Linked DNA regions of Mus musculus: region 1 is linked to region 2. Evidence: chromatin loops called from intact Hi-C (ENCODE). Cell type or tissue: left cerebral cortex. All regions are shown on one strand. Links, peaks and the distances in the headings refer to the core of each region. The heading gives the core; the rest is flanking DNA. Region 1 holds the start of Sfrp1 (secreted frizzled-related protein 1). Region 2 holds the start of Golga7 (golgi autoantigen, golgin subfamily a, 7).

Evidence for each region. Peaks named below come from ENCODE experiments on the same cell type or tissue, not always from the same donor. Only the 100,000 strongest peaks of a DNase experiment are listed, where the experiment ranks them.
Region 1: it touches region 2 in a loop (3-fold over the local background); 4 of 42 quality-filtered maps call a loop at or near these places.

The regions. Positions count from the first base shown.
Region 1 is chr8:23,404,159-23,420,634 of GRCm38, reverse strand. It overlaps Sfrp1 (secreted frizzled-related protein 1), which reads right to left and starts at 9,133. Exons shown (of 3, transcript NM_013834.3): 1 at 8,307-9,133; 2 at 3,228-3,305. The coding sequence starts at 8,850. It overlaps Gm30370 (a long non-coding RNA gene), which reads left to right and starts at 16,322. Exons shown (of 3, transcript XR_378804.2): 1 at 16,322-16,476. In left cerebral cortex, for the core only: no CTCF peak of the experiment used is centred there; DNase peaks (open chromatin) are centred at 8,513 and 9,202; H3K4me3 peaks cover 1,559 bases.
Region 2 is chr8:23,248,661-23,265,136 of GRCm38, reverse strand. It overlaps Golga7 (golgi autoantigen, golgin subfamily a, 7), which reads left to right and starts at 8,057. Exons shown (of 5, transcript NM_020585.2): 1 at 8,057-8,463; 2 at 14,736-14,888. The coding sequence starts at 8,353. It overlaps Gm39141 (a long non-coding RNA gene), which reads right to left. Exons shown (of 3, transcript XR_870246.2): 2 at 14,266-14,362; 3 at 12,153-13,830. In left cerebral cortex, for the core only: a CTCF peak has its summit at 7,418; DNase peaks (open chromatin) are centred at 7,471, 8,002, 8,980 and 10,562; H3K4me3 peaks cover 2,250 bases; H3K27ac peaks cover 1,241 bases.

The sequences.
Region 1 (16,476 bases), core at 4,866-12,865, 150 kb before region 2:
CTTTTGTTTTCTAACTGAATCCCATCAGTGTGGCTGACTGCCTCTCTTCCTTGAAATGAACCGAGCTAAGCAACAAGTTTCTCAACAAGGCTGCATTCTGCAGGGGCGCTCAAAAGGGCAGGGCTAAGCTCAGTCCCCACTGTGAGAGAGAGAGAGAGAGAGAGAGAGAGAGAGAGAGAATGAATATCCTATTTATCATTTCCTAAAAATCTTATAAACAAAAAAGACAATAACTGCTCTCCTCTCCCTCAGAAGAGCCTGGCACATCCAGTGCTCACCGTGCACACACAGGCACCTGTGTGTTGTAGTCACTGTTTTCCATCTTATAGGAGAGGAAGAGGCCCCTCCGTGAGTCAGAGTACGCCAAGGGAGAAGGGCAGTTCCTTCGGCATCATTGGGTGGATTTCGTAAAATAAACCATATGCAAGGTCTCAGAGGACCTCATGAACCTAAGAAAATACTTTTAGAGTTACAGGACGGCATTAAATAGCCCATCGCTCTGGACCACCGAGCCTGACTGGTTATTGATTAAGAGGCACTCCTTTAAGTAGCATTGGCCTGGGGGCTGCTGGCTTGGCAGGAACCTACTGCAGTAGGGGAGTGACCAACAAAAGTAAGTTGAGGCACATCCTCTGGACTTCTGCCTTCATTAAAAAGCCAACCTTTCCACGTCAGGTTCTCCTGAAGACTTGTAGCCCTTGACTTCCAAATGTATCTGCAAAACCCCCAAGGGACAAAATTTGGGGATGGGAGTGAGAGAACTGGGTGGGGAGAATTAATGACGATTTGGGTTTGATAAGTTCCAGACAAAGATCCTGGACCTACATCTACTTTCTCAACAAAGCTGCGCTGGCTTTGGCCTTTTAATTCCTATAACCTCTGCTCTAAAGGAAAACCACCACTCCCTAGAAAATCGGGGATTGATGCCTAGTAGGGATTTCAAAATCTAAAGTTAAATTTTAACTTATTCTAGGTAGGTATATTTGGACCGGTGGCCAGCAGAATTCATTCTGCTCAATAAATGTTAAGTAAAAGGATACATACAGATAAAGACTTGAACCCACACACATGAAGTCAGTCCCGGCCAATCACCTCCATTCCTTCAGTTCTAGGGCTTTCTATCACGTGTCCCTGAACCTGATTAAGTCCACAAACATGCGGCATCCGGCAGAGCCTGACACTCTGGGCTCCATCTGAGATCGTTCCCCAGACTCACACCATGTCAGGGCACCTGGTAAATGTGAGCACTATGGTTCACCATCTCTAAGATAGATGACTTGGGAAGAGCAACTTCTTCTTTAGGCCTCCTGGGGAGCCTCTGGGATTCTTCCAGCCCTCCCCCATGGAACAAACGGCTTCATGTCAGGGCTCCTCTCAGATTCTATTCACCCTCTTGTTTCTCTTCCTTCCAGGTTTATCATTGGAAAGGACCCGGTGTCTATCTTTGTGGATAAAAAGCTTGCAGCTGCAACAATATGGGGCTATGTACCCACACACTGGTCTGAGCCCAGTTTGGGGCACCTCCTGAGGCAAGAATAGATACTTAACATCAAGACAGGAACGACTTTTTGTGGTATATGTACACATATACCATCCATAACTTGCTTGTTGATGCAGGCCTGGCTATGTAGCCCAGACTGGTCTCAAACTTAAGCTCTTCCTGCCTCTTCCACCCTCAAATGCTGAGATTATAGATAGGCACCACCATACCCAATTTCTTGCTCATATTTTAAATGAAATCAAAATAAAACTCTAGGTGTATGGTATGGTGGCCTGTACCTGCATGCCCAACATAGGGAAGTAGATGTAAAAAGATGTAGAGTCTGAATCTAGCCTGTGCTACATAGCCAGTGAAAGGCCATCCTGGGCTATATCCAGGACTGTTTTTTATTTGTTTGTTTGTTTGTTTGTCTGTTTTTAAAAAGTATTAAAAAAATTAAGAGACAATAAGAAAAAAAGGGTATGACTTACACAAGCAACAAAATGTAGCAGAAACCGGGTGTTTTTCTTACACATACTATTGCCCTCTGGATAACAAATGAGACAAATACAAACACATGATAACAAAATTAAAGCCATCAGAAGTAAACATAGTTTTTTAAGAATGTGTGGCCCATAGGCTCAGTGAGGAACGATGCCTGTCACCAAGCCTGACAACCCACGTGGCATCCCCAGCAACCACATGAACAGGGGAAGATGTGTACCGGGATACACGAGCTCCCTGGGCTTTCGAGTGTCCGCACACGAGTGTGGAGCTCACTGGAGCACAGCACTTCACAGAATCAGATTGGCTCTGTGCTTTATCATGTCAGGTTAATGAAAACAGAGCGGCTCTGGACAGACATGGAGACTCACGTCACCTACCTTTACCCCTTCTCTTCTAAGAAGCTAGGAGAAATCCACCCTAGAACTGCAAGCATCAGCCCGAATCTGTCTTTCAGCAAAATGGTCCTGGCCCTGGCTGCTGCTCTGCGTCCAGCAATGGAGACCAAGAGAAGGAGGGGGCGGGCTCCACAAGGTCACAGCTCATACTTATGTCCTCAGAGGTCAGAAGTCACTGGGTTTTCCTGTTGGCCAGAGTGGCCATCCTAGGAGGGGCCTGGATTTGCTCCCTAGCCCAGGCTAGCCCCTCTCTGTCACATCCTTGGAAGGCACCCCACCCACCCCGGGGCCATTTCAGTCCAGGGTAGAGTAGTGCTGACACCTAGGGGTGAATATAAAAATCAAACCATAGAGAAAGAGCCAAGTCAGGGCTGCTTCCGCAGCAGGTGAAGAGAACTGTACAGTCTAGCACCTCAGCTTCATCCCTGTCCCTAAGTCTTCATCCCTCTGCCATTAAAGAAGGTTCCCCAAAATCTAAAACACAGAGGCATAAGCAGTCTAACTTTAAGGAAAGATGGTCCAAGCCAGGCATAACGGCACACTCCTTTAATCTCAGCCCTTGGGAGGCAGAGGCAGGCAGATCTCTAAGTTTAAGGCTAGCCTGGTCTACAGAGTGAGTTCCAAGACAGCCATGGACAAAAGATGGTCCATGCTTACTCTGCCTAGACAGACTTCATTTTGCCTAAGAAAGAAAATAAGAGGAACGAGGCGGAAGATGTGAAGCTCAAACAAGATGTTCTCATTGGCTTATGTCTGCAGGGGTGGGAGTTGGGGGGAGGTTGAGATGTGGGACAGGGAAAGGCAGGGATTCCAAAGCCCCCCATGAGGCTGGAACTTCGTCTTACCAAACTCGCTTGCACAGAGATGTTCAATGATGGCCTCTGACTTCAACTCGTTGTCGCATGGAGGACACACGGTTGTACCTAGCAAGAGAAACCAAGCAGAAACAAGAGCTGTAAGCCATGGTGATGGGGACCCCGGACAACAGGCCAGGCTAACAAGATCTAGAGGTCTTCTGCGGCTCCTGAAAGGCTTCTTGTGAGTAACAGTGAAGGGGTCCTGAACTCAGAACCTAACGTGGAGGCAGATGAATGCTTTCATCAAACATTTCGGCCTAGATACACTGAATGTGGCGGTTATTTAATCTACTGCTATTTGAGGTAGGTAGGGGCAGGTCCAAGCTGCTGTGAGTACCTGAAAGGAAAAAAAGCAAAACAAAACAAAACAAAAACACAAAAACAAACACACACACACACACACGCACACGCACGTGGCGCGCGCGCACACACACACACACACACACACACACATACAAACCCGGCTGGCTTAAAAGCCAAAACAGATCTTCTCAGGAACTGTCTCTAGTTCTTCGTCCTCCACTTTATCTAGCGCTCTCTGATTCTGGCCCCTCCTTATCTGCAGATTCTGAACAAGACAGCCCATCAATTTGACCAGGTCTCTAGGACCAAGAGAACAGCAATACTCAATTACTCAAGCTCAGGGCCCTGAAGTGCCATAGGGACTCCAAAAAGAACAGGCTGTGGGGTGGGGGAGGGGAGGGGAGGGGAGAGGAGGGGAGGAACTAGCAAGAGCCACCACCAAATGGAGGGCAGAGCTGGCCAAGGGAGGAAACGCTTTGGATGGTCTTTTCATGAAGTGCTTTGAAGAAATCTGTATGTGCATGCGTGCGTGCGTGTGTGCGTGCGTGCGTGCGTGCCGCAAGCCACTGAGAGGCAGCTAGACCCCCATAGAAAGGGGCTTCAGAGGCCTCTTTGGAAGGGCAGAGATAATGTGTTTATAGGAGACTCCTCCAAGGGTGGAATTCCTCCTCCTCCTCACTGTTCACTGTCTACCAAACAATGTCCAGCTTACTGATGGTCTAGAAAGCCTAAACATGGTCCACTCTCAGCACCATGGTCACTGGAGGCCAGACCCTAGCTGAAGCCGAAAGGAAGTCACCCTAAAACAGAAGCCAAAGGGAGGTTCGGTGTGCTGAACACCTCTGCTCACTGGGACTTTCTTTTCCCATCCCATATGGGTTCACCAACACTGGCTCTGATCCCTCCCCCTCCGCACCCGCCCCCTGCACGCGCTCGCGCGCACGCGCGCGCGCACACACACACACACACACACACACACACAGGGTTCAGGCTGTGAAATGGGAACCCTCAGGCCCTGCCGCTCCCCAGCCCGCTCCCTCCAAGGCTGGGAACACATCTCCAGTGTGTATCAGCCAGTTTCTCTCCCACATGGACCACACTCTGGCAGCTGCCTTTCAAAGTTTAGGAGCAGAAGGAAGCACAGTACAAACTATGCAAGCCTCTGTTGGGCCAGATGTTGAAAATACACCAGAGCTTGTGACTGGGTTCTGGAAGTAACGTTTCTGAATAAAAACAAACAAACAAACAAGCAAACCTCTTTCCCAGAAATCTCCATCGTGGTATCTGCTTTCCATGTAAAGTAAGAAAGAAAAAGGAAGGGAAGTTGTAGACAGAACCAAGTGACCTATAATAGGAAAATAAACTCTGTGTTTGGGTTTCCTCTCTGTTTTTTGTGGTTGCTGTTTCTTCTTTCTTCTTTCTTCTTTCTTCTTTCTTCTTTCTTCTTTCTTCTTTCTTATTCTTCTTTTCTCCTTCTCCTTCTCCTTCTCCAAGTAGAAGTTATCACATTGCAACGTTCAAGGTATAAAACATTGAACAAGGCATTCTAGGTCTCCTTCATACACCGCAAAACGCTACTGGCATTCCCAGGCTCTGCACTCCAACAGGACAGGAGGTTTCAGCCTGTGGATTGAGCCCAGCCTGCAAGCACTCTCAGGGGCTTCTGGGGGCCAGGGGGTGCAGGGTGATGGGTGGATCACCGTGTATTCTCAACATGGCTTTCCGTCCTCTCAGTACTTCCAGCCAAGAGTTGAGCAGCTCTCGCTAGAGAGAGGAGAGTGTGTAATGCAATATTAATCTCTGCCCCTTGTGTGTGTCTGGGGCCCTGCATGGCTGCCTCACAGAAGCAACCAACTGAGACTTCCATTGGACAGGTAAACCGAATCAAGACGGTAAAGTGTGAAGCCAACGAATGCAAGACTTAAAGGTTTTGTGTTTCCTTATTGGTTATGAGGAAGGGGAAGGGGAAAGGCCAACGCTGAAGCCAGGACTAAGATTGCTTTGTGAAAAATCAATGTGTATAGGGAGAGAGTGGGGGAGAGGAGCTGGGAGAGGGGTGAGGGGAGGCAGGGGGATTGATTTTCCCTGGCTCACTAAGGAGAGAGGAGGAAGCACCATAACAGAGTGAGGGAGAAATGAGGGCCCCTGGCCTCTCCAGTCTGTGACTTAACCTGGCTGATTTAATGCACAGCGTGTCTAAACAACAGGACCGAACAAGACAGGCTCGCTCTTCCAACTCAGTGAAACCCGGCAGGGAAGGAGAGCGACCATTTATTAAATGAATGCAATGTATGTCCAAGACTTAAAAGTCAGTTTCCTCGGACGGACGGACGGCATAATTGCTTTTCCTGACAGAAGCTAGGGTACCGGGAGCAGCCACTGTTTGAAAGAGAGGGAGGAAAAAAAGTCTTTGGCTCATTACTCAGGATTGGACTTACCTTTAATAACAAGGAGCTTGCCTATCTTCCCAAAACCTGTGTCCAAGCTTACTCGAAGATGTAGTGCTATGTTGAAATTTTAGATCTCCGTATTAGGGATACAGGATAGACGAGGAACGGAACAAGGCACCTGTGTGGAACTTACTATCATCCCAAAGTCCCAGGGCTTGCTTGTTCCAGAGCCACCAGCCTAAGGTTTTGAGGACCAGTAGTGTAATCTGTCTTAACCTTTTCCCTAAACAGCTTACACTCAACTGACAGACAGTCCTGAGGGGCAAAAGTGCGTATCCATCGTGCAGGACACCTTCCTAGTGATGTCTCTCTGGAAATCAAAATCACTTAAGAGAAAGCCAGCCTACCCAGAGAAAGCCTGCCAGATAACACACACACACACACACACACACACACACACACACACACACACCTTGATTCAACAAAGAATTCCTCCATCTGAGCACGGGACAAGGAGGAGACAGATACATGGAACCACACAGAGGCATCCATAAATGAGTAGAGGGTGAGTGTACCCTTGCCCTGCCCATCTCTTGGAGGCACTTGTTTGTGTGGCCACTCCCTCAGAAACAGCACCACACACACACACACACACACACACACACACACACACACACACGCAATCTGGTCCTCTTGCCCGCAAACATCAGACCCTTTACACAAAACTGTTTCTCACAAGGCATCCATCCACTTTAAGCCCACCAATGGCCCCAGCAAAGGGTAATCAATCAGTGGCCATGGGGAATGGACAGAATTCAAGCAAAGTTGGCCACAGGCTCTCTGGGAAGGCAGGAGCTAGAAAGGAAGCTGAGGTCTGCAGGGGGCTGAGGAGGTAGGAGGGGAGGACAGCTCAATGGGGATTGAAAGCACAGTGCTGGCCTAGGGAAATGCTCAGCCCCCAGTGAGCCATCCCAAATGGCTACACATACCAGCCCTGAGGACAGAGGTGCCCCGGGCTACCATTTACCTTACAGGCTGGGGCCCACGCCAGACAAGGGCAATCACTTTGGACCTACCTTCCTCCCTAGAATGAATAGGAGCCTTCAGACTTTCCTCATGCCTACCCCAGTCCTCACTCTGGGGCAGCAAAATGAGGCACCAACAAGAGGCACTTGGCAGTGCGTGCACTCCTGTAACCCTAGAACTGAGGAGCCTGAAACAGGAGGAATTTGTGTTCAAGACCAGCCTGGGCTGAACACCAAGAGACTAAGACCCTGCTTCAGAAAGCCAAGACACTCAACACTCGAAGATAAGTAAAGTCTCCCCTTCAGAAATGGCCAGGAGGTGCCCACTTCTGTGACAAGGGCCACTGGACAAGAATATATGTTATATACTCCTAAGGCTCGCCTCACAGGAATGAACACAGTCAGGATTCATACCACCAGCATGCTGTGGTGCAGCTATGAGTTCTGTGTGTGTTTCTAGTTTGATTTTGTTTGAGTCTCCAGATTTTCTTTTTCCCTCTCACATGAAAATTTCCCTTTAAATACAGGGTTCCCAAGAGAAATTCGGGCCCCCCAGGGTTCAGTATTTGCAGCACCCAATTTGCAGGTCCTCACCCTTCCAGGAGGAGATAAACAATGAGCTAATTACATTTTTATCTTTCTAATTACCCAAGGATTTGTGTGAAGGAGAGAAGCAGGGGGTAAGCAAGGCTGGGGCACCAGAGGTTTTTGCATCCCCCTTGGTTTGCTAAACTCAAGGTTGCTGCCTGAATTTAGAGGGGAAGAAAGAGAAGTTGCGCTTTCTAAACTTCTTTCCTCTTCCAGATCTGCAACACGACTGGAAGATAAGCTGAGCAAAGAGGATTTCTTGTTGATGGTTTTGTTTTTAGAGAAAAAAATTACAAACTTATGAAAATAAATCCCTCCGTCTTACGTTTGGGGTTGTTTGTTTGTTGTTGTAGTTTGAGCGAGTGGTTTTCCAAGGGAGCAGTGTCTGTCTCGGATGTTAACAGTTTTGGAACAGGACACCGCACTCTCTCTGAAGAGATAGACGTCCTTTTATTTAAAACCTAAGCTTTGCTTTCTTTCAGGTATGGAAAACGCCAGACTGGAGCTTAGGAAGAGCAGCTCCAGGTCTCCCCTCGCCCCCCCCAACCCCCCCCCCCCCACGGCCGAGGCTCACCAGCCATCAGGGAGTACCTGGAGCGGGAGAAGCGCCAAGCGATGCCTGGGCCTCCCAGAAGCTTTAGGGATCGGGTCTGCACACCTTGCGGGTTGCGGTGCGCGGCTCCTGAGCTTTCCCCCTCTACAGCCCTGGGCCAGTGCGGATGGGCGCGGGGGTTCGCGGGCGTGGGAAGGCATACCCTTACCTTGGGGCTTAGAGGCTTCCGTGGTATTGGGCGGGGTCATGGCGATGCAGACGTCGCCCTCGGGGAACTTGTCACATTTGAGCATCTCGGGCCAGTAGAAGCCGAAGAACTGCATGACCGGCTCGCACGAGTCGCGCACGGCCTCGCAGAGCCAGCGACACGGGTAGATGGGCCGGTCCAGACAGACGGGCGCGAAGAGCGAACAGAGGAAGACCTGGGTGCCCATGTGGCAGTTCTTGTTGAGCAGCGGCACCCAGCTGCTGGCCTGCTGCTTCACCTCTGCCATGGTCTCGTGCTCCAGCAGGTTGGGCAGCACCATCTTCTTGTAGCCCACGTTGTGGCACAGCCTCAGGTCCACCGGGATGTCCACGCACTGCGGGGGCTTGGTGTAGAAGCGCCCGCTCTGATACGAGCCGATGTCGGACTGGAAGCTCACGTAGTCGTACTCGCTGGCCGAACCCGCGGCCAGCAGAGCGGCGGCCAACGCCAGCAGCACTCCCGAGGCGGCCCCGCCGCGACCCCGCGCGCTGCGCCCGACGCCCATGTTGCTCGGCGACGTCGGGGCTGCCCACGCTGCCTTCACGCGCGCGTCCCGCTGCAAACTTCCCGGAGCCTCCGGGGACAAAGGCGCAGTGCCGGGCCCCGTCCGGCTCGGCGGCTGCGCGCTGCTCCCCGGGTCTCCGATCGATGGGGTCCTCCGCTGCAGCAGGTCGCCGCGGCGGGGCTGGCGCGGGGCGGGGAGCGCGCGGGGCCGAGTGCTGTCCCGGCTCGCAGAGGCGCGGCGGGCTGCGGGCTGCTGCACCTACTTGCGACGCTGCAGCTCGAATGCGCGGTGTGCGGGTGGCCGAGCCCTGGATCTCCCCGCGCGCAGCCAATCAGCTCCGCGCTGCCGGGAGCCGCTCTCCACACCGCGTCAGTCAGCCGCGCAGTTAACCAATCGCCGCGCCGGCCAGAAGGATCGGTTTACTAGAACTAGACCCAGGTCAACACCCCTTAAAAAGCAAAACCAAAAACTAAGCAAGTACTTTCGAAGGAGGCAAAAGCAAAAGGGAGAGAGTAGTTAGAAGTGCGGGGTGGGTGGAGTCGGAGTTGGACGCTGTAATTAGAGTGAGTCGGTTTGTTTAAAAAAAAAAAAAAGGACTCTTCATAATACTTGCAAATTGATGCAGTTGTGAAGACTTTTTTCTACTTCTTTTCCTAGTTCCAAGGAACAACGCAACAGACCAGCAGCCCTTCGCTCCACGGTTTTAATCTTAGCTGCTTCCCAGCTGCTCGGATGGGCAGGCTGAATTTAGGGAGCTCTTTTAAATTCCCGGGGAGTCTGGGCTTTTGCAAAGACTAAGAGAAGGTGGTGTTTGTGGCTGTGTTCCAGGTGACCGAAGGTAGAACGGGAAAGGGGCTCACTGCGGAGAAGAGCACTGATCATGTGGGTATTAGCTCCCAAGGACAGTTGACGTTTTTAAACGATGTTTTTAAGACCCTACTCAAGTCTCAGCTCTGCAGACAACACATATGTGCACAAACTTACACACACACACACACACACACACACACACACACACAGACGCGTTTGTGGATTAGAAAGCCAAAGCACTAAAAATACCAGCAGTACTGGGTGGGTGGATACCAACTCAAGATACACATGCTAATTCAGAGGTCAAAAACCAAAGGTGTGTCACCCCCTCCCGCATAAGGCAGAAGCCAGGCAAGAAAGAATAACTAAGTCGTCCTCTAGCCTCCCCCACCCCTGACCACACACACCCACTACTCACTTCCTGGGAATTGCTTGAGTGTTCCAAATACTCCCCTTACATTCAGAGAGCTAGGGGTGGGATCTAGAGTAGAGAGGAGACCGCACAAGCAGCCGGAGAAGTTCTCTGGATCACCTCATTCTGTGTTCTTCATAGTGGGTGGAGGGGCAGCAGAGGATGCAGTGTGTTGCGGTACTGGGTGGCAAATGGGTCGCCACTCCTAGTTGCAAAGCCCAACACAGTGGGAGATGCCGCTGGCCCAGGCGGCTGGTTTATAAAGCTCTGGGGAGTCTTGCTTTCCACTCAATAGACCCAATTTCTCCTTTCCGAGTAAAAGCTCCGGAACTTGCAAAGATGCGGGGATCCCTTCTTAAAGCAATCATACACACGCTGATGCTGTGACTCTACTGCGGGAAGCAGCTGCAGCAGGCGGTCAACATGCCTGTCCTTCCTAGGCTGATGAAAGATGCCCAAACCAAACAGGCACATTTGGGTAAGGGAGAAAGTCCATGCGGAGCAAGACTGTGGATGGCCAAGGGTTAATCAAGAAACAGCCCGCAGTGCTCTCCTCCCCGAGGAGCTAAGGAATCACATTCTTCAGCCAGCACAGAGGGCAGGAGACTAGGCAACTGTGTCTCAATTCAGTGGCAGTCAGGGCTGGAACTGCTTGCTAGAGGGTCCTGGTACTCTCCCCAGACCAGATCCTCTTTCTGAGTTCAAATTCTTTCCAAGTTCGCGTCTTCACTGGAAATATTCATGTTGGTAGATAAACAGCCTTTGCCCTCTACTTTAACGTAGTCTCAAGATTTAACCCACTCACCCCTCACTCACCTGTGTACAGTTCTCCCAAATAGAAGGATGTGGGTCTATCCTCTGTTACCCTGCTGGGAATGAGTGCAAGTGAATCCACCTCTGGTGGCTTTGGAGGTCTTCATCAATCCATTCTAGGAAGAACTAACCTATGTCCAGTCAGCATTGTTGACTTAGATGTCGTAGTCGTCGTCGTCGTCCCCCCCCCCCCCCCGTGGTCACAACTATGCTTTGCCCTCTGGGGCTAAGCTATGGGCACAGCTATCATGTTGGGTAAGGAATGTTAGTAGTTGTGTATTTCTGACTCCTAAGGTCCAGCTGGGAAGGGAGGCCTCTGAGTCTTGATCCCACTGATGGATGTCCATCGCATTGAGATGGAGAATGTCCCTGTAGACCACACTACAGCACAGTGTCAGCCAAGGCAGTCTGCGCCTACTCCCTAGTTTTCAGGTCAGCAGATCTCTCATACTTTAAACTCTAATCTCCCCTTCTCTGATAGTATATGCCCGGGAGAAAATTCTAGAACAAAGGGTGTTTAAAATGCTGTTGTCCTAGAGCCGCTCCCAGAAGCCTTGGCTTCAGAGTTTCGGAACTGTGGACCAGGAGAATGCCCTGGCTTCTTCCAGCCCTAACAGTTTAGGTGAGCAGGAACAGAGTATAGCTTTGTACCCTGCCTTTCATTTCTCACCTTGGGAAAGCTCTGGGTTTTCCCACACAGTGAGGTGCCCATACATGAAAATTGGAAAGGACTTTTCCATTGCTTCACCACGGCTTAAGGGGACATCCACTGGTCTTGAAGTTGACAGGAGATCGGGATCACGGAGAAGCCTCCCAGTGCCTTCCACACAGAGAACTTAAAACTAGGAGAGGAGGGTGCTCCCTGGGCTGTGGCTCATCTTCCATTCCATTAACTTTTATCCTCTCTGGAAATGTGAGCCTTTAAGTTGGGAAACATATTATATGGCCTCAGTCATGCCCCCAACATGCACACCCCGTATCTCTGGACAATAGCCTGTTGCCATACAAAACTATACATGTTCATTCAGCTGCTTGTGACCAGCCGCTCTGCTACTTATAAAGCACAGGGTGTGAACACTCAGTCTGCCTAGTGGCACCAGAACACAGAAAGCAAAGACAGACAGATCCCTATAAGGTTGAGGCCAGCCAGGACTACACAGTGAAACCCTGCTCCCCCCCAAAAAAATATTGAATTATCACTATCCAGGATGATATGAGGTACACTTCCAATCATATATGAATGCCTTTACACAGTACTCACTGTGAGATACCATGAAACACGGGACTATGTCCTGAGACAGACTTCCCTAGTCTACCTTTGAGTGAGTGAGTAACTTTGAATCTCCTGACTCCTTTACCAACTGACTTGTCCCTCGGTGTATGTAGGAAAGTCTGGAAATAATCTTAAAGGTTTAGTCAAGCCTGGTTCTGTGAACCTATGAGAAGACCATGACAGGGAGGTCAGAGGTTCTAAAAGGGAACCTACTACTGTTACTTAGCTCAGTGGTCATTGTCTTAGTTACGGTTTTCCTGCTGTGAAGAGACACCATGACTGAGGCAAGTCTTATATGAGCATCTCACCTCTTGTTCTGAAGGCAGCTAGGAGAAGACTGGCTTCCAGGCAGCTGGGATGAGGGTCTTAAAGCCCACATCCACAGTGACACACTCCTTCCAACAAGGCCACACCTACTCCAAGAAGGCCACACCTCCAAATAGTGCTACTCCCTAGGCCAAGCATATACAAACCATCACAGTCACAATGCCAAACTATTCTCTAAATACTCATGTTTATAGCCATGGGCTAGTACTGCTCTCAGCTGTTGTCAGAGAAACTCCTTATGCAGCAGGTAGCAGTGAGCTCAGAAACTCATACCAGGTCTTGACTATGCAGTGCCTGGCCCTGAACAGGACAGCTGGATTTCCTCCTGCAGGACTCAGGGAACATCTCAGAGAGAGCAGAAAGAATGTAAGAGCCAAAGGATGGGGAGACACAAACCAGCATCTTTTGGACATTCCATGTCCACAGCAGTGGACTCACCCACTGCAGCTGTGGTTAACTGCACAGGACTGGGCCCATCAACATTTCATCATGATGGGGGAGGGGCCATGACGTCTCCTCCCAGAGGCTCTATGGGCAACTAAAGCAGCAGTGTCATTTCCTTCGGGCGTTGTAGCCATCTATAAGTCCTCCAGTAAATAACTTCCCATGGATGTGCGTGCAAGCAATTCTGATGGAATGCCAAGGGTCACACACAAAGGCATGAAGGTTGGACAGGGACTTATGGCACAGAAGGATTTCAGTGGGATGGAGATAAGAGAGGAGAAGGGGGTCAGGGCCAAGGCCATCCCAATGTATCCATCCCTTGGCACCATTCTTAGCTGGAGCAGCTGCAGATCTCACTGCTACTATCAACCCATCTTGCATCTGGACACAGCCACCCTGTGGGTGCACTCCACTAGGATGTTCTTCCTTCCCTGTAGGGGAATTTTCACTCCCAGTAATTACTTCCCCTCAGGCTGCATAGCATTCTTTTCTACCTTGACCCCAGTTGTGGTCTTGGAAAGACATCATTAGCCATTCACCTGTGGCGAGAGGTTATGGTCACTATCCTTGCCTCTCTGATCAAAGATAATCTTCCCTACTCTCCAGAGGGGTCTTTGTCAAATTGAACCTAGACACCTTTATTCATTTATTTATTGTAATCCATTTACAAATATATGAACTGTGAGCTAAAGTACTATCTTTCATAAAGAATCAGAGTTCCCTGAGGTCCTGCAGAAAGCAACCTCAGGAGGTAGGAAGAGGGGGACCCTCTAGAATGCACCTGAGACCTGGGAGATGAGAGACTCTCAGGACTTAAAGGGGGGACCTTAGATGAAATGCCAGACAGTAGGGAGAGGGAACTTATAGAGCCCACCTCCAGTAGAAAGACAGGGCATCAAGTGGAGGGATGGGGTTGCCATCCCGCAGTCAAAAACTCTGACCCAGAATTGTTCCTGTCTAAAAGAGCTGCAGGGACAAAAATGGAGAAGAACCTGAGGGAAAGGAGGTTCAGTGACAGGCCCAAATTTGGATCCAGCTCAAGGGGAGGCTCCAAGGCCTGACACTATTGCTGATGCTTACAGATGGCTGTCCTCCAAGAGGCCCAACAAGCAGCTGAAAGAGTCAGATGCACCTAGTTACACCCAACCCAGTGGACAGAAGCTGGGGACCGCTGTGGTTGGATTAGGGAAAAGCTAGAAGCAGCTGAGGAAGAAGGCGACTGCATAGGAAGACCAGCAGTCTCAACTAATCTGGGTCCCCCCAAGATCTCTGACACTGAGCCACCAACCAGGCAGCATACATTAGCTGTTTGAGGCCCCCAAAACACACACAGCAGAGGACTGCCTGGTCTACCTCAGTGAGAGAAGATGCACCTAACTCTGGAGAAACCTGAGTCTCCAGGAAGTGGGGAGGTATAGTGGCATGAGGGGTGGGGGAGTGGGGAGGAGACATCCTCCTAGAGACAAGTGGGGAGGTGTGGGATGGTGAACAGTCAGAGGCAGACCTGGAGGGGGATAACGACTGAACTGTTAAAAAAAAAAGAACGAATAATAATAAAAAGATGAAAGAATAATAATAAAAAGAAAGACAGAAATCGGAGTTAAATAGCACAATTTAGACACAAATTTGTAAAGACAACAAAAAAGAAAGAAAGAAAAGAAAAGAAATGGAAATAAAATAGTCAACTATTTCTATGATTTAAGTCCTCGGTGACCCTCGGATGAAGTAGTTGACTTCATCCAAGATCTGCAGGACAGAGCCCAGCTGTATTAGGACATCAGTGCACGTCCTTCAAAGCGCTGTCCCCCGGTTTCACATCCTGCCACCCTCTGCCCCCTCCCCCCCACCTCTCGGGAATGTTGTTTGTCTGTGCATTTATTCTAATGGTCCACAGACTTATAAATAAAAACAGGATGCCCAGTTAGACTTGAAGTTTACATAAGCCACAAGTCTTATCTGCAGTGTAAGTGTGCCCCACATAATATTTGGGGCATACTTTTACTTTTGAAAAAAGATGCACTTCTTGTGCTGGAGAGATGGCTCAGTGGTTAAAAGCACTCACTGATCTTCCAAAGGTCCTGAGTTCAATTCCCAGCAACCACATGATGGCTCACAGCAGTGTGTAATGGGGTCTGATGTCCTTTCTGGTGCGGCTGAAGACAGCTACAGTGTACTCATATACATAAAATAAATAATTCTTTTTTTAAAAAAATATTTTAAAAATGCACTTCTTGTTTATCTAAAATTTGGATTTCACTGGGTGCCCTGTCTTTTGTCTGGCAGCCCCGCCCACCCCTCTTTCTAGTGATGCTTCCTATTGGCTGACCCTTTCTCCATCAAGTGCCTCCTGGGCCACTCTAATCCTAGTCAGATCAATCCCTTTCTTTCTCCCTCCCCTCCTCTTTTCCCTCCTCCCTCTCCCCCTCCCTCTTCTCTCATCTCTCCTAGGCATCCAAGGCACCCACCCATGTCTACCCTGCATAGCTGCTGGCTTCTGAGGACTTGCTGCATGGCTATGAGTTTATAGAGAGCAGGACTTTGGTCTGTTTTGCCAGCAGTCACTGCATTCCAGCTCCTAACATTGTACCACATACAGTCAGGCCCTGCATCCTGGTGAGAAGATGTGAAGGTAGAGAAAGCCATAGGCTTGGTGAAACACTGCCCTTGAGCCTGATGCTGCGCTAAGATTTCTGAGGACCAAGGAAGTAAGTATGAGTAAGTAGCTCATGTGGTTTCCTCTGTTTTCAGGAAAGAAAATTATCCCCCAGATCTGAATCCTATGGTGACAGGTTGTTGTGAAGACATTAGAATGGAAGCCTTCTATACAGGCTTCTTCACTCCTCGGAGTCTCCCTGTGTGCAGCAGTTTTACCCCCATTGCCACTGTCTGTCCCAAGGAAGAGGTTGCTCAGTAGAAGATGGGAGGTGGGTGGTCATGAGCAGAGCAGCTGGTTCTGGGCAAAGATAAGAGTTTCCTGGACAGAAATCCTGCCCGAGCCCTTGGCACACAGACCCAGAAGCAGCATCCTATACAACAGGAGCTAGTACACAGATGGCACAAAGGGAAGGAGGGTGGGTGTCCTGGGAGCTTCCAGCAGCAGCATCTGGGAGAGGGGAAAGGGAACCGATAGAAGGGTGTTCCCTGGTGTGACACCTAGCTTCAGGTCATCTCTAGCTCTAGCTTCAGGGCTCAGGGATGTCACGAGCAGGAAAAACTAGCCTTGAGGAAACCAGGCTGACCATCCCGCTCTTGGCAGAGAGCGAAAGTGAAGAGGAGGGGAGGGCCATAAATCTGCCCACACTGCACCACACCAAGGGGTCTGCGCAACTCCAGAGCGCATGCCTCGGGCCATGTGCTAATTTACATAACCCTTACTCACAGGCTGGCGGATGTCTGCCGCCCTCCTGAAGGACTTGAGCAGAGGCCTCCTGGAATATAGAAGAGGTGCTGGAGAAAAAAGAGCATCCTCTCTCCTCAGAAAAGTCCTCCGCGGGCCCCTGTGAACGCACTTTCTCGACTGTACGAACGGCCCAGCTCCACCTGGTTG
Region 2 (16,476 bases), core at 3,135-11,134:
TGGCATCCCTGTAAAGGGAAGAAGACAACTTTTGGGAGTTTGTTTTCATCTCCCATTTTGTTTTTGAGACAGGGTCTCTATTTGTTTATTACCATTGTACCACATACTCCAGACTAGTTGGCCAATGAACTTCCTGGTGATTGTCTTGTCACAGCCTCCCATCTCTGTATAGGAGGCCTTGAATTTCAGATATATACCACACATCTGGCTTTTCATATAGATTCTGGAAATCTGAATTTTAGGTTTGTTAAACTTGCATGGTAAATGCTTTTACCCACTGGACCATCTCTCCAGACCCCTAAGGTAATGTCTCAAATACTCAGTATGTATCAATTCCTTCACCCAACTGTAGATTTACTAGACTGGTGTTCCAAACTCCATAGAAGCCAAGAATGTCAGGCCTTCATTTGGAGACAGGATCTTTGCTGGTATAATCAAGTTAAGTCAGGATTACTGTGTACCCTAAATCAAATGTTAACTGTTCTTTTCCAGGAAAGAGGAATCTGAAGACACAAGGGAGACAGACATGACAAAGAAATGTGTGTGAAGACAGAGCAGAAATAAGAATTGGAATGCCACAAACCAAGAAATTCCAAGGGTGACTGTGTCAAAATAGACTGTCCATGCTCATAATCACTCCACAACAATGTTGTTGTTGCTGTTGTTGTTGCTGTTGTAGTAGTTGTTGTTGTTTCTAGACTTTGCCTAGAGAAATTCCATTTTATAAGCAGCTTTTGATTCTATTTTGAGTGCAAGATTTTTTTTCCTTTTTTGCACCTGTTGTACACACACACAAAACATCTGTCTGGCACAACCCACTGGGCAAAGACTGAGAAAGAACCTACTCCCAAGGTAAAAGGGATTCTACCTTTTATGCCTACAAACTCATCAAATTGAAACTATCTTAGTCACTGTTCTATTTGCTGTGAAGAGACACCATGACCAAGACAACTCTTATAAAAGAAAGCTTTTCATTTGGGAGCTTGTTTACTGTTTCAGAGGCTTAGTCCATTATCATCATAGCAGGGAGCATGGCAGCAGACAGGCATGGGGCTGGAGAAGTAGCTGAGGTTTGCAATCAGAGAGAGAGAAACCTCAAAGCCTACCTTGAGTAACACATGTCTTCCCACAAGGCCACACCTACTCCAACAAAGCCACACCTCCTAATCTTTTCAAATAGTGCCACTACCTGATGACTAAACATACAAATATGTGAGCCTATGGGGTCAATCTCATTCAAACTACAACAAAACATATAAACACATAGACATATGAAAATATCAGGAAAACCTGAAAATAAGACTGTATTGAATACTTCAAACTAAAGAAAGTATGAAAACACCTGAACCCCTTAAATAGGTAGACACCTCGCTCTGTGATTGCAATAACCTCCACTGACCTGTTATGACTCTGTGTGTGTGTGTGTGTGTGTGTGTGTGTGTGTGTGTGTGTGTAATGGGTCTACCTATGGGCAGAAAACTCCCAAATGTCCTATGTGCTTCATCTTAACTACAATCGCATTGCTGACCTGGCCCACTCCAAATGCTGTGTTTGTCTTCTTAGACACATTCTTCCGTGATTGTCCATCTGGACCCAGTCCTACCCTTGGTCTCCATGCCCTTCATAATCCTACACCTTGCTTCTATGGCTCAACTCACATCTATGTCCTAGCAAACTGACTCTGCAGCAAACATCTCCAGCAGATCTCCAAGAGGGTTTGTTATCTAGATCGCCAAACTCTACACAGAGTTATTTTTTGAGTCTCTGGAAAGTTTCTTTTGAACTCCTTAGATTATACTACAGCCTCTTTAACTCTTTTTCAGGGCATTCAGTAACTTGTGTGTGTGTGTGTGTGTGTGTGTGTGTGTGTGTACAAATACACGTATATATACATATATGGTATGAGATATATTTACCCTGTGATATGTAACAGGTGATCTTAGAGTATTACTAGTTAAGGCTGGAATCGTTTTTTAAATGTTTCTGGGGATTTATAGGTACTTGACTGTAACTGGGAGAGGGACTCATATGAGACATGAGAACTGCTAAGAAAGTGCTGTGCCATAAACTCAGATGAACTCATCTGTGTCTTTTCACAATGTCAGGACTTGTTGAATAACAACTGGTTCATAAGGTACTTTGACTGGCAATGATTTGTCAGATAACCCCACCTTACACTGGTAATTGACTAAGACAAATAGGAGTTCTTTTATTTTAATCTTAATTACTAATATTAATTCTTTCATTCCATAGTAACCAATAAATATTATTACATATATAGTCACAGAATAAATGTAAGTTGACAAGAATACACTACAGTTTAAGAGGTTTTAGGTGCAGGTTGATAGAAACAGAACAGTCTCTCAGGGACAGGTATAGCCTGGAAAACTACAGTTTTACACAATACAGATTAATGTGATGGCTATTCTTGGATGTCATTTCTTGACTACACCTGGAACTAAAATTCAAGCAACTGAGTACACTTGTGAGGGATTTTTCTTAATTAAAATCACTTATGTGGGAAGACCCAGCTTTAATTTAGATCTTTTGAGGTAGGGAGAGCTATCTTTAATCTGGGCTATACTTTCTGCTGGTAGCCTCTATAAAGGACGTGGAAGAAGGAAGTTCTTATTTTTTGTCTGCTTTCTCTCACTCTCTCTGACAATTTTATTCCCTCATTGGCACTAGACCCTATCTCTTTGGGATTAAGATATATATATATATATATATATATATGTATATATATATATGTATATATATATATATATATACATATATATATATATATATATATATGCTGAAAACCAGATGAGACATCCAGCTTTGTGGACTGAACTGATTCTTGGATTTTCCATTAGTAGGCAGCCATTGTTAGACTACTTAGATCACAGCCTGTAAGCCACTCTAATAAATTCCATATGGGTGTATGGATAGATAGACAGATAGATAGACAGATATTCATTAGAACAAATAGAATGAATATATTAGAACTGATATATATATGTATGTATGTATGTATGTATATATATATATTCCCACGTGTATAAAACTATCATTGGAGTCTAGCAGGCTCACCAGTGGCTACGCAGTAGAAGACAATGACTCATCCTCCCGAGCACGCATCAATAACTAATAGTTCCCCAGGGACGGGGTAGGGCCTCATGAGCCTGACTGCTGGCAAGTCTAGTCTTGTGCAATCACACCTACAACCACAGCTGGTGTGAGTTTGTTATTTCAATGACTGTGTCATCCTCAGAAGATAGCCTTGTGCAACCTTTCTCCCTATCACCTGGCTCTTATATTCTTCCTCTTCCACAGTGTTCCCTGAGCCTTCTGGGAGTGGTATGCATGTCCTGTTTAGGATTAAGCACTCAAAAGTCACTTATTCTCAGCATCTTAAACAGCCAGGAGTCTCCAAATTCCCTGGCATTCACTACAAAGTGGAGCCTCTCTGGTCAAGACTGGAAGGTATTTGTCTGTAGGTATAAACACACATTTAAAAGGCAGTTTGAAGGCAAGCTAGCAAAAAACAAACAAAAAAAAAACAAAAAAAAATAGAAAATGAATGCAGATGCATATGGAAAGGTTATAGAGGAGGGTTTCTGTACAGAATGTGAAGCAAGCAGGTAACATTTTCAATCTTCATTTTCCTAGAAACCTAATGCTTCTATAGCGATATTCCTCTCTGTTTACTATGTACAATTTAACAGCGAAGAATGTCTCTCAATCGCTTGAATGCCTGTTTATCAAACAAAAAGCCCTGGGTTCAAGCCCCAGCATCCCATTACCCTAGCAATAGCCTACACCTGTAATCCCAGCACTTGGGCGGCAGAGGTAGGAAAATCAAAAGTTCAAGACTACCCTTAACTACATAAGTTGAGGCCAGTGTCTGGAATACAGGAGTAAGAAATAGATCTTTCTCAATACTTCTGATAGGGTAGCAGATTAGAAGCCACAGCACAGAAACTCAGTAACAGCGGGGAAAAAAAAATTAGTCAAGATGGTGCACAATAAGTTTTTGTTCTGTAGAGGCAAAGGAGATGGGAGGGCTGAGAATTGCAGCCCAGCTGCAGCCCCATTCAAATACAAACCACTTAACCAAATTAAACTGCAGTCTTACTGGACTGGAGAGCTTCAATCCATACTTGTGGTAGGCAGAAAAATGCCCTCAAGACACATGCACACTATTTTCTCAAGCCTATGATCATGCTAAGATAGGCAAACGGCAGTGTCTACAGTCTAGGGGGGAAATGTTTGCAAACCACGTGTCTGATGAAAGACTTTTCTTCAAAATATACAAATCCCCAAATTCAGTGAGAGGAAACCACACTGTTATGGTTTTGGAATGAGTTGTGTCCCTAGGGGGGTGGGGGCGGGGGTCTACAGGTAAAGATTTGGTCCTCAAGATATGGGGAGGTGTTATGGGGCCCTGTGGGACGTTCTTAGGTCAGTGGAGACGTGTCCTCAAAGTGGACTGTAGGACCCATCTTCTTCATCTGCTTTCCAGGTTAGAATAGATTCCCTTAGAACATCGGTTCTCAACCTGTGGATCAGGCTTCAGAGGCTGGACAACCCTTTCACAGGGATCACCTAAGACCATCAGAAACACACTATAGTTCAGAACCATAGCAAAATTACAATTATAATACAGAAATAATTTTATTGTTGAAGGTCACAACATGAGGAGCTGTGTTAAAGGGTCGTGGGATTAGGAAGGTTGAGAACTACTGCCTTAGGATGTGCCATCTACTGCAGAGGGACTGAGCCAATGGAGCTACTCAATCTTGGACTCCAGTTTCCAGAGTCATGTCTAAAATAAACAGCTCTTTATTGCATAAGAAGCCCGTGTCAGATATTCCAGTACACTGGTAGAATACTGACTACTGTACACATACTAAACAATGGAACCTATTAAGATGTATTCTTACCTAAACATTCATAAACACTTCTCCAGACTTCAGAGGGAAGGGACTGGAGAGACAGTTCAGTGGCAGTAAGTGCTTACTGTTTGTCTTAGTCAGGGTGACTATTGCTGTGACACTGGGACCCAAAAGCAAGTTGTGAGGAAAAGTGGCTTATACTTCCATGCAGTGGTCCATCATTGAAGGAATCTAGGACAGAACTCAAACAGGACAGAAATCTGGAACAGGAGCTAAAGCAGAGGCCATGGAGGGGTGCTGCTTATTGGCTTGTTCATCATGTCTTGCTCAATCTGCTTCCTTATAGAACCCAGGACCATCAGCCCAGGATAGCACCAACCACTATGGGTTGGGCCCTCGCCATTGATCACTGATTGAAAAAATGCCCTGGAGCTGAGTCTTATGGAGACATTTTCTTAACCTTGGTTCTCAACCTCCCTGATGCTGTGACCCTTTAGTAGTTCCAGAGACAGAATTAGTTGCTTTAACTGAAGTGTTTTGCAAACCAAGTCAAGGTACTGTGAAAAATGAATCTATCCTAAGTCTACCAAGGATGAAGGAGAAGAAGAAGAAGAAGAAGAAGAAGAAGAAGAAGAAGAAGAAGAAGAAGAAGAAGAAGAAGAAGAAGAAGAAGAAGAAGAAGATGATGATGATTAGTGTCTTAGTTAGGGTTTTACTGCTGTGAACAGACGCCATGACCAAGGCAAGTCTTATAAAGAACAACATTTAATTGGGGCTGGCTTACAGGTTCAGAGGTTCAGTCCATTATCATCAAGGTGGGAACATGGCAGCATCCAGGCAGGCATGGCGCAGGCAGAGCTGAGAGTTCTATGTCTTCATCCAAAGGCTGCTAGTGGAAGACTGACTTCCAGGCAACTAGGGTGAGGATCTTAAGCCCACACCCACAGTGACACACCCATTCCAACCAGGCCACACCTATTCGAACAAGGCGACACCTCCAAAAGGTGCCACTCCCTGGTCCAAGAATATACAAACCATCACAATTAGTTTTTGTTGTTATTGTTTTGTGTAATGAATAAGTGCATAAGATACATTAGATACTAAAAGTGTAAAACGTACTGTGAAGCTCCACAGCTTCTGTTCTGGGTGTCACTTCTAACTGGATAGAAGTTCATTTGTATAGATTTGGGGTCTGGCTAATTTTGGTGTGTGTTGTCTTTATTTATTTGCAAGCCTGTTAATAATAAAGTTTATAAAATTAAAAAGGGAAAAATGCCTTTACAGGATTCACCAATAAAAATAAATTGAAATCTCAACCTCTTTTTAAAAAAACATACACAGACTTGTAGGCTAATTCTATAGAAGCTTTATTTGCAATTCTAAAACTGGAAATTTCCTGTCTATCAACTAATGTGCTGGTTTCAGTATACTTGATCCAGGGATTGGCACTATTTGGAGGTGTGGCCTTACTGGAATGGGTGTGGCTATCTTAGAGGAACTGTGTTACTTTGGGGTTGGTCTTTAAGACCCTTCTCCTAGCTACCTGGAAGCTTGTCTTGTCCTGTTTGCCTTTGGAACTTTCAGTTCTTTCTCCAGCACCATCCCTTTCTGGAAGCTGCCATGCTTCCCACCATGATGATAATGGACTGAACCTCAGAACCAGTAAGCCAACCCCAATTTAATGTTACCCTTAATAAGAACTGCCTTGTAGCCGCGCGGTGGTGGCACACGCCTTTAATCCCATCACTCAGGAGGCAGAAGCAGGCGGATTTCTAAGTTCGAGGCCAGCCTGGTCTACAAAGTGAGTTCCAGGACAGCCAGGGCTATACAGAGAAACCCTGTCTCAAAAAACCAAACAAACAAACAAATAAAAAACTGTCTTGGTCATGGTTTCCCTTCACAGCAATGGAAACCCTGAGGCAGTACGTGAATGAATAAATGGGGAAAGTCACAGAAATGAAATTACGTATGGCACAACAGAGGAATCTCAGTAGAATCTATACAATAAGAAGGAGACGAAAAACTCTGATTCAATTTAAGTGAAAGTTAAGAAAACACAAGTTTGTTTCTAGTGACAGAAAGGTTAGTACTGGGCAAAGGGGGTCTGCTGAATGGCTGAAAGGTATGACTGTAAAGAGTAAGGAAGTTTTTAGAGGTGGTGTTTATTATCTTGATTGTACTGATGGTTTAAGGGCATGGACGTGGTAGAAGTTAACAAATTATGTCCACGTTAAATGAGTGGGTTTACTATACACCCTTTATTGGGATAAAGCTATTCATTTTTGAGACAGGGTCTCACCATGACGATCTGGCTGGCCTGGTACTATTTAGGTAAACTGGGGTGGGCTTGAACTCAGAGATCACCAGGGAGTGGACGACCTCTGCCCTGTCCCCCGCCCTATGCTGGAAATTTTTTTAATGCTATTTTTAAAACCCCAAAAGAGAAATCAATTATCGTGACAACTGATCAAGTATCTAATCAATTATCAGTATACTAAAAAGTTGTACTAGAACATCGCCACCACCAGACGTGCATAGGGATTTTCCTGGATGTCTTGCAAAGATACAGTCAGTAAAGTGGGGACCAATGAGAGAGAACTGTTGTTGGTCCAGTCGGGTCACCTAAGCGGGTATAGCTGGTGTACATGTCTCTGGGACGAAAAAAACCAACACCTCAAGAAGAATTGGAGAAGGGATGCAGGATAATGCAGAACAGGAATACCATCTCCTCACTCTCGTTCAAGAGGGTTCCAGGGGCCAAATGCATCCCCAGTAGTGCGCTTTGTAGTTGTAAATATCTGTGTCTGTTGGAATTGGAGAGTGACGGTTGTTTTTGTGGAGCGAGGTGGGTTAGCCCACGTGAAAGCTGGAACGCTTAATCAAGAAGGGAACTATTCCTGTGCCCACAAACCACTTCACCACAACCAACAGGGAATTCCGAGTCTCTAACCCCGGCGTCTTTCCCGGAACTCCCGGATCCACCGATCACGTCCACCTCATCATCATCATCTTCTTCCGCCCGGAAGGGTTTCATTCGCCTACACTAGGAAGACTTCTCTCCCAGCCACCGCGCACCTCACCGCAACGCGCAGCCGCGGAGGCGTCGCTTTACGGCCGGAGGGGGCGGGGTGTCAACGTGCGGCACAGAAGGTGTTCGGGAGAGGCTAGGTTTTTTTGCGACAGGACGTAAGCGGCGACGGAGGTGGCGCGACAGCTGCTGGAGGGCCGAGGAGGCGGGTTTGTGTTTCCAGGGCCGAACCAGGATGTGGGGGGGCGCGGGTCCTGGGCTTGGGTAGCTTGGAGTCCCTCGGCTACAGCCATGAGTGAAGGGGATCGGCGAGGGGGGAGGCCTGGGGCGTCTTTGGGCGGTGGGTGGCTCCGAAGGGCTGGCGGGCCGGAGAGCCGGCTCTAGGCCGGCCATCTGACCCCGTGTCTTGCCCGAACTCGCAGAGCGGCGGGTCCTGTCCTCGCCATGAGGCCGCAGCAGGCACCGGTGTCCGGGAAGGTGTTCATTCAGCGAGACTACAGCAGCGGCACGCGCTGCCAGTTCCAGACCAAGTTCCCCGCGGAGCTGGAGAACAGGGTATGCAGCCCGGCTTCCCCTGCTCCTGGCCCTGCTCCTGGCCCTGCCCCTGGCCCTGGGGAGGGGAGAGTCCCTGGAGCGGGAGGGAGTGTCTCACGGTTCGGGAGAGCATGAGACGTCAGGATTCATGGGAAAAGATATACGAAGGAGGTACGGTCTAGTATTTGGAGAAAGACCACTAAGGCTAATGCTCAGAGTACAGTGATCATATAGAACTTTTAGGATGCTGGCCCGCAGTCCACCCAAGAGTGTCCTTAACAGGATGCCGACACACACACACACACACACACACACACACACACGGTACTTGACACCTGGTTGAAGCTCACACACACACACACACTCACTCAGTTATTGACATCTTGATGAGGTGCTAATTCCTGGAACTCCAGGCCACCTCATACCTCCTGTGGTAACCTATATCCTACTGCCTCAGACACGCGAAAGACAGCGTCATAGTCATGACTGGTATCTGTGGTCACTGTGCTGGTCATACTGTTCAGCTGAAAGGGTTTATTAGGGATGTGCTCGGCAGTCCAGACAGGCCTTCTTGGAACCTGAAAAACGTACACGGTCCCGGGCAGGAACGGCAAAGGAACTTGTAGCTGAACCAACCCTGACTCCCAGTCATTATCACTGGGAACTTCCTGTTTGCCTTGCATATCAAAACGGTCATGGGGCAGAGGTCCTTTGGGCAACCTTGTAAACAAAGATGAGATTTGTGTACCATTCCTTCAGATTTAACCACACCAAAAAAAAAACAAAAAAAATCTACTCGTCTACCCAATGTGATCCTCCTTTTGTTCTTCAGCGATATTACTCAGATTCTATTTCCTGTTCATAAATCAGTTTCTGAAGGATGAGGAACTTGGAGGGTAATTAAGCATGGTGTGGGTGTGGGGCTAAGAAATGCTGCTTGTGGACTAGGTAGGTGGAGATGAGTGTGTACTAGAGAAATGTGTGCCAGCCATTTAAAATCAGAGGGGTGGTTTGTAGGCTGGGTGTGTGGCTTAGTGCACAGAGCCTGTTTTTTCCAGGTTGAAGGCCCAGGGATCTATCCCCAGCACTACATACTTACTCAGGCCAACTACCAGCTACTAGGAAATCTAAGGCTGGAAGACTGCATGTTCCAGGCCAGCCTAGGCAGTTTGAAAAGACCATGCTCTGAAATAGCTTGGAAAAGGTGGTGATCCTGAGATAATTCAATGGTAGACCACTTGTCTAGGATGTGTGGGGCTCTGGTTTCAATCCCAGTACTGACTGATTGTTAGGCTAGAAAATTCTTTATTTCATTACCTTCTCCTTAAGTGGGATTTATGGCTGTTGGCAAGTTAGTGGCACAGTTGCCCTTCTTGAACTGCAAATTAAAGATGAAGCAAGCTTTGAAAAGATACTGTGTAAACAGTGTGTGGTCATGGACACCTGTAACCTGGCGCCCAGGTGCCAGAGGCAGGAGGATCCTGAGTCCTAAGCCAGTATGGACTGCATTGCAAAACTCTTGTCTCAGGGAGAGTGAGGAGGGAGAGGATAACAGGTTTTGATTGACTTGTTTGTGACATGCCATTTAAAGGCCTCTGTTGGTTTATAAGTCAGACTTCTCTCTTTATTGAGCCAGGCACGTATATGCGACATCAGGCATTCGCCTTTCATTGTGGATGGTAGAACCTTTCCTTAATAATCTTAGGTTTAAAACCCCCATGTAGTCACACACACCTTTACAGGAAATTGATGCTGCTGAACTCTGCCGTCCAAATTGGTACTTGATTGACTTGCTAAACCGCAGAATGGGTAGTGGTGTGTGTGTGCTATGTGCCTTTGACTCTCTTACTGTTGAGTTAAACACTTACGTAAACCACTTGGGGAGGCTTTTATGGGTATGTGCTGATGATACGTTGACGTTCTCTTGACTTTGTGTGATGGGGCGTTGAGAGGCTTATTTCTCTGCTGACCTAGAAGTAGTGGTGCTGCGCTGCGCTGCGCTGTGCTGTGCTGCGCTGCGCTGTGCTGTGCTGTTGCCAGGTCTGGCTTTCAGTCCGTGGGAACATCACACTCGCCAGTGTGATGAGAAACTAATGCACAGATGTCCTATTTGACATGATATTTAAAAATGCACGCATGCTATTTGAGGGCACAGAATTGTGTCAGCTGAGCACTGTACTCCGCTGCCTGTTACAGTGTGATGCTTTGATGCCTGAGAGCCCAGCTGCCCCAGTCGTTCTTCAAACGAACCTTTGTTGTTGTTTTAGCTAGAATGCCAATGTTTTAGTCCCCCTAGTCTTCTGGGAGAAGAAAATCCAAACGGACTGTAGTAGAGACGAATTCTACTTAATCTAGTCAGCAGGAATAACCTTTGACTTTACGATATGTTTGTGATCGCTTTAGCTTCAGCAGTGTGTATTTCATCAAAAACAAAACTTCTGAGAAAACCATTCCTAGGTCCATTCCATTTTAAATGGTGTTTATTGGGCCATGTTTTGGTTGGTTGGTTGGTTGGTTGGTTTTTTGGGGTTTTTTGGGTTTTTGAGACAGGGTTTCTCTGTGTAGTCCTGGCTGTCCTGGAACTCACTCTGTTGACCAGGCTGGTCTCGAACTCAAAAATCTACCCGTCTCTGCCTCCCAATTGCTGGGATTAAAGGCATGCACTACCACTGCCCAGCATGGGCCATGTTTTTTTTTTTTTTTTTGGGGGGGGGGGTCCATTTTTGCATATCTCCAAATTTCCAATACAGTTTCTGAATTACTATCCAAAGACCTTTGGAGGACTGATGACTATCTTAATGTGCCTAGACACAACAGATTTTTAAAACTCCTGGATTTTTTCTCTAGAGCTTAAGTCCAGTTGTGTCACTTGATCACATTAAAATATAGCACAGACATATCATGTAGTCTGGATTTTTAAGCGACATTAACAGAATAGTTTGTGTAGAGAAACCTCAAGTTTCCCCAGCTGTGCCATGAGTGTATCTGCATATACTCTGGGTATTGTCAGAGGCAGTGGATTTGTGAGCTGTCTGGAACTAAAAATTAGAATAAAATCATTTTCTTGTATTACAAAAAAATATATATATATATAGCACAGAGACAGTTTATTGTGCTAACGCTGTATTTACACAAGCCTTGAGTGTGGGCCTGCAGGGGTGCAGTGCAGAAGAGTGAAAACAGTGGTGTAGACAGTGTGCAGACAGTAGTGTAGACAGTGTGTAGACAGTGTGCAGACAGTAGTGTAGACAGTGTGTAGACAGTGTGCAGACAGTAGTGTAGACAGTGTGTAGACAGTAGTGTAGATGATGTGTTGCAGTGATGTGTCATACTGTCGGCATCACTCACTGCAGCTGCCAAGTACCGGCTGTCTTTGTTGCACTTCTGCAAAGTGGACGATTAGGATTATTTGTTCTGGTATTACCACAAGCAGGGAGCGATGCATTGAGCTGCTGGTGACCCTGGTAGTAGGCGGTAGGAATTTCCAGTTCCATTACAGTCTTAGGGGTCTACTGTCTGTATGCACACCCAGAGCTCAGAACATTATGGCGCCCATAACTGTTAGCACTGTTTGCTCCTACCACATTCTTTTCTATTAACTTTTTAACAATCACATAGACTGCATAAGTACATGCCCTAAGGTTGGCGCTCAGGGCTTTGTGCATGCTAAGTAAATGCTCAACCACTGAAAACTCAATTTTCTTGTAATATGCTTTTAAACGACTTTATTCCTTTCCATCTTCATTCTTTAAAAAGAACTGGCCACAGCTTTGTTTATTAACCTGCCCTAGATTTGCCTCCATCTTGCAGTCTGTGGGACTCTGAGAATAATTAGTATTTCTAGTTCAAAGAGCAGTTTCTAGATCCAGAAGAGCGATTCTAATCTGGAAGAGATAAGGTAATCCTGATTGGATGCCATTCTTCTGAATGACACTGTATAAAGAAATGTAAACAATAGAAGAGTGTCTCAGATCACAGGATTGCAGACAGTTGAAGTAGCCATGAGAGTTAGATGTTCAATGCTCACTGACCACCTGAAGCGTTAGTTAGTTCAGGCATCACTGCACTGTGCTTGTTTTCAAGGTAGGAGCATTATGGCTTCCGTCCTCAGTGACCTTTTTTTCTTTAAATGTGTGTGGGGATGGCCGTTTCGAGACAGGGTCTCACTCTGTAGCTCAGACTGTACTGAAATTCACTATGACGACCTGCCTGGCCTCACTCACAAAGATTCAACCGCCTCTGACTCCCAGGTGCTGGGTTAGAGGTGTACACTCTGCCCAGCTCTCAGTGACCAGTCTTGACCCTGGCTTGGAGTCAGAGAAAAATAGTGGGAAGCGGGCCGGCTCTCAGTGTCCTTGTCCACCTGGCCCTGGTCATGGTAACTAAGGGCAAACAACGATTACAACTGCTTCTGACCTGAGAGCTTTTAAGAGCTCAAGGACAGGGTCATAAAATACTATCTACTCTCAAATTTACTTCTTGGATTGGAGATGCGGCTCAGTGTAGAATGCTTGCCTAGGACGTTGCTCTGGGTCAGAAGGGCCGTGTCAGATGAAATGCTCTACTACGAATGGGCATTTTAAATTCTAGGATAACAGAAATTGGAAGTCTGCAAAATATTGTTAGAAGAAGAAAGTAAAAACAAATAAGTTTTTAGAGTCCTTGGCTAATGTGCAGGAAGCCATGGGTTCTGTCCCCTGCTCCACATAAAATGAGGTGTGATAGTTTATGTCTTTAATCCTTGAAAGATGGAGACGCCAGAAGGACCAGGACATGAACATCATTCTGTCTGTAGCTCTGTAAGGAGTTTGAAGACATCCTGGAGTGCATGAGACCCTGTCTCACAAAAAGAAGGACAAAGGCATGGCTGGAGTAAGGAACAGGATGGCAGCAGCAGAATTGTGCTGTCACTTAATGCAGGGACGTGGCCTGAGAGGTGGTTGGAAGGCAGCTGCCTTCTCCGGGCAGCATGTGTTACATCTTTGCCATGAAATTAGTGATACAGTTTCTGGGACACACATCGCCCATCCTTAACTAAAATCTCTCCAAGACAAATAGCCAGTGTGTTAGTATTAAGTAGGGTCATGGTGTCATTAGAGGTGGGATGGCTTTACTATGAAGCTGGGTCAGTTAGAGATTTTTGCTCTTCTCAGTAATATGAGCATCAAGTCACAAAATCTGCTGCTGCAAAAGAGGAGCCCGAGAAAACAACAGAGCTTGCCACTTGACAGCTCTGCTTAAAGTAGTCTTTGCTCAGCGTTCAGATGCTTGTTTTAGGAATACAGACTCTCAATCGGAAATGGTGGTGCATACCTTAACCCCAGCATTCAGACAGCCAAGGCATGGAAATCACAAGTATGAGGCCATCCTGGGCTATGTAGTGAGACCCTGTTTGGAAAAATAAATGAATAAATACTCTTCCAAGGTAAAAGGAACCTCTAATTGTGTGCCCTTATAATTAAGGAGGTGCATGTATAAAAGACTAGCCATAGCATTATAGGTGCTCAGAATACAAATATCCATGATTAGAAAGACTATCATTAGAATTTGAGTATAGAGAAGTAGTATTTTGAACCTTCACAATATCCAGTATCCCATAAGATGGATAAAGTTAAACTCTAAGTAATTGTATTAGTGTCAGAGGTCTGGACTTAGTTACATGAAAAGTTATTTGCCTTATCTTTTGGGGTTTGTTTGATTTTTAAGACAAGGTCTCATGAGGCCAGGCTGAACTCACATTTACTATATAGCTAATGTCTTAATTACTGTTCTGTTGCTGTGAAGGGTTACTTATAAAAGAAAGCAATTTGTTAGGGGCCTTACAGTTTCAGAGGTGAGTAGACTCCATGACCAACACGGTAGGGAGCATGGCAGCAGGCAGGCATGGCACTGGAGCAGTCGCTGAGAGCTTACATCTGACCTGCAAGTTAGGAACAAAAAAGCTAACGTGAGTGGCCAGAGTCTTTTGAAACCTTGAAGCTCACCCCCATTGACACCTTCAACAAGGCCATACCTTCTAATTGTTAGCAAACAGTTCCGCAACTGGTGACCAGGCATTCAAACATGAATGTGTGGGGCCATTCTCATTCAAACCACAGCCCAGAGTGACCTCGAACTACTGACCCTGCCTTGGCATTCGTCTGCTGGAGTCACAGCATATTTCCTTGCCTGTTCTATTTATTGTCTTTTAAATTTGGAACCTTGTCAAGACAACAAGGTATGTCTGGTAGCAAACAATGAGTTGGCCATCTTCGTCTCTAGAGCTTACTTTTAATTTTTTTTCTTCCCTACAGATTGACAGACAGCAGTTTGAAGAAACAGTTCGAACTCTAAATAATCTTTATGCAGAAGCAGAGAAACTTGGGGGCCAGTCGTATCTTGAAGGCTGTTTGGCTTGTTTAACAGCATACACCATCTTCTTATGCATGGAAACTCATTATGAGAAGGTATGGCTACATTTGTGTTCAGTAAAATCTCTAAATACCATGAAAGAAGATAAGTCTCTACATATTAACAGTTGCTTTAAACTTGAGAAACCTCTATATAATTCAGATTTTGTTATTGCCCTTACTGTCCAGAGCACACAGAAGTGGGTCCTAAGTGTTTGTGAAATAGGTCAGCATGTACAAGTCTGCTTGGGGTGACAGGGCAGAGTTCAGACTCTACATGCAAAGTTAGTGCGGAAACTCAGTATGGCTCCATGTCTCCAGCTCTTTTGAGTCTTTTTTCTTCCCCCCTAAAGTTTCCGTTTTCGGTCATAGCCTCCAACTTGAGTCCTTCTCTCTGCAGCTGCCTGCCAGCTGGAGGGTTGCTGTTCGTCAGCTTGTAATGCTGAGAATGGAAACTCGCATCTCCCCATCCTGTTCAGTAGCCCCCCTCTCTGACTGCGAGACAGGGAGCTGGAGCATAGCTGGGAAGGGCTGCGCTGTTTTCAGTTGTCCCCTTTGTTATCGTGTCTCTGGCGATGCTCCGGCTTGCTCCTAGCCTGTCCAGTGCTGTCCTAACGCATCTCTCCTTGCTCTTTGCTTTCCAGCTCGCTTCCCACTGTCTTCAGAAAGCACAGCCTTACTTCCTCTGCCACTCCTAAGTCCTGACCTCCTCCTTTCCCCAGTTACGACTGGATCAGGAAAGATCCCCTGAAGCTGATGTCCAGTTGCCTCTCTAGCTCCATCTCCCACACCATTCCTCCATGTGTTTCTGCAGACAGGCAGCTGGATTAGAAGTGTAGATCTTATCTCTATAGCAGCAGCCACTCAGATTTCACGCAGAGCACAGATATCAGAAAGCAATGATTCTAAGTAGGCTTTGGGTGTGTGGGAAAAGAGCCCGAGAGAGGGAATGGTCGCACAAGTGAGGGAGCTCCACAGAAGCCCGAGCTGAGTCTGCTCGGATTAGGAGCGTGGCAGTTTGGGAGGAAGGAAAGGAATGATTTCAAAGGATATGCTGATGCTAGAACCAGGATTCAGGGAGGAGCCAACTTTAACAAGAAGAGGAAGTTGAACTCCCATAGAAAGAACATGGCCATCCAGCCACGCTCTTACGGAAGCATGTTTCTGGTGGAGTTACATCCTTTGGAGTGACAGTTGTAAGAGGGAAGTAGTATTGAGTACCCGACAAGTGATTCTGGCTATAGGATCTTGGATACATTCATTTCTTGGAAATCTCTCAACTATAAAATAGATCTTGGAATTAATATATAGCCTTGCATATAGTAAATATTTAATAAATATTCCCTTGAAGTAGATTTTAAAAATATTTTTATGTGTTTATATATTATATTGCACATATACACATGCCAGGGCACCAGTAGAGACCAGAGAACAACCTCGGGCCAGGCCCCTGTCCTCCGCTGTGTCTGACTGAGACTGGCTGGCTCTCTTTCTGTTGTTTGCCTCTGTGTTGTCCCAGGTAGCTGGCACTCAAGCCCCCTGTCTCCCGTGGGCGTGCTGGACCATAGATGCTTGTGCTTCTGTTTCCAGCTTCTGCATGCGCTCCGGGGACCTCAGCTCAGGTCACCCCATCCCATGTCCGCTA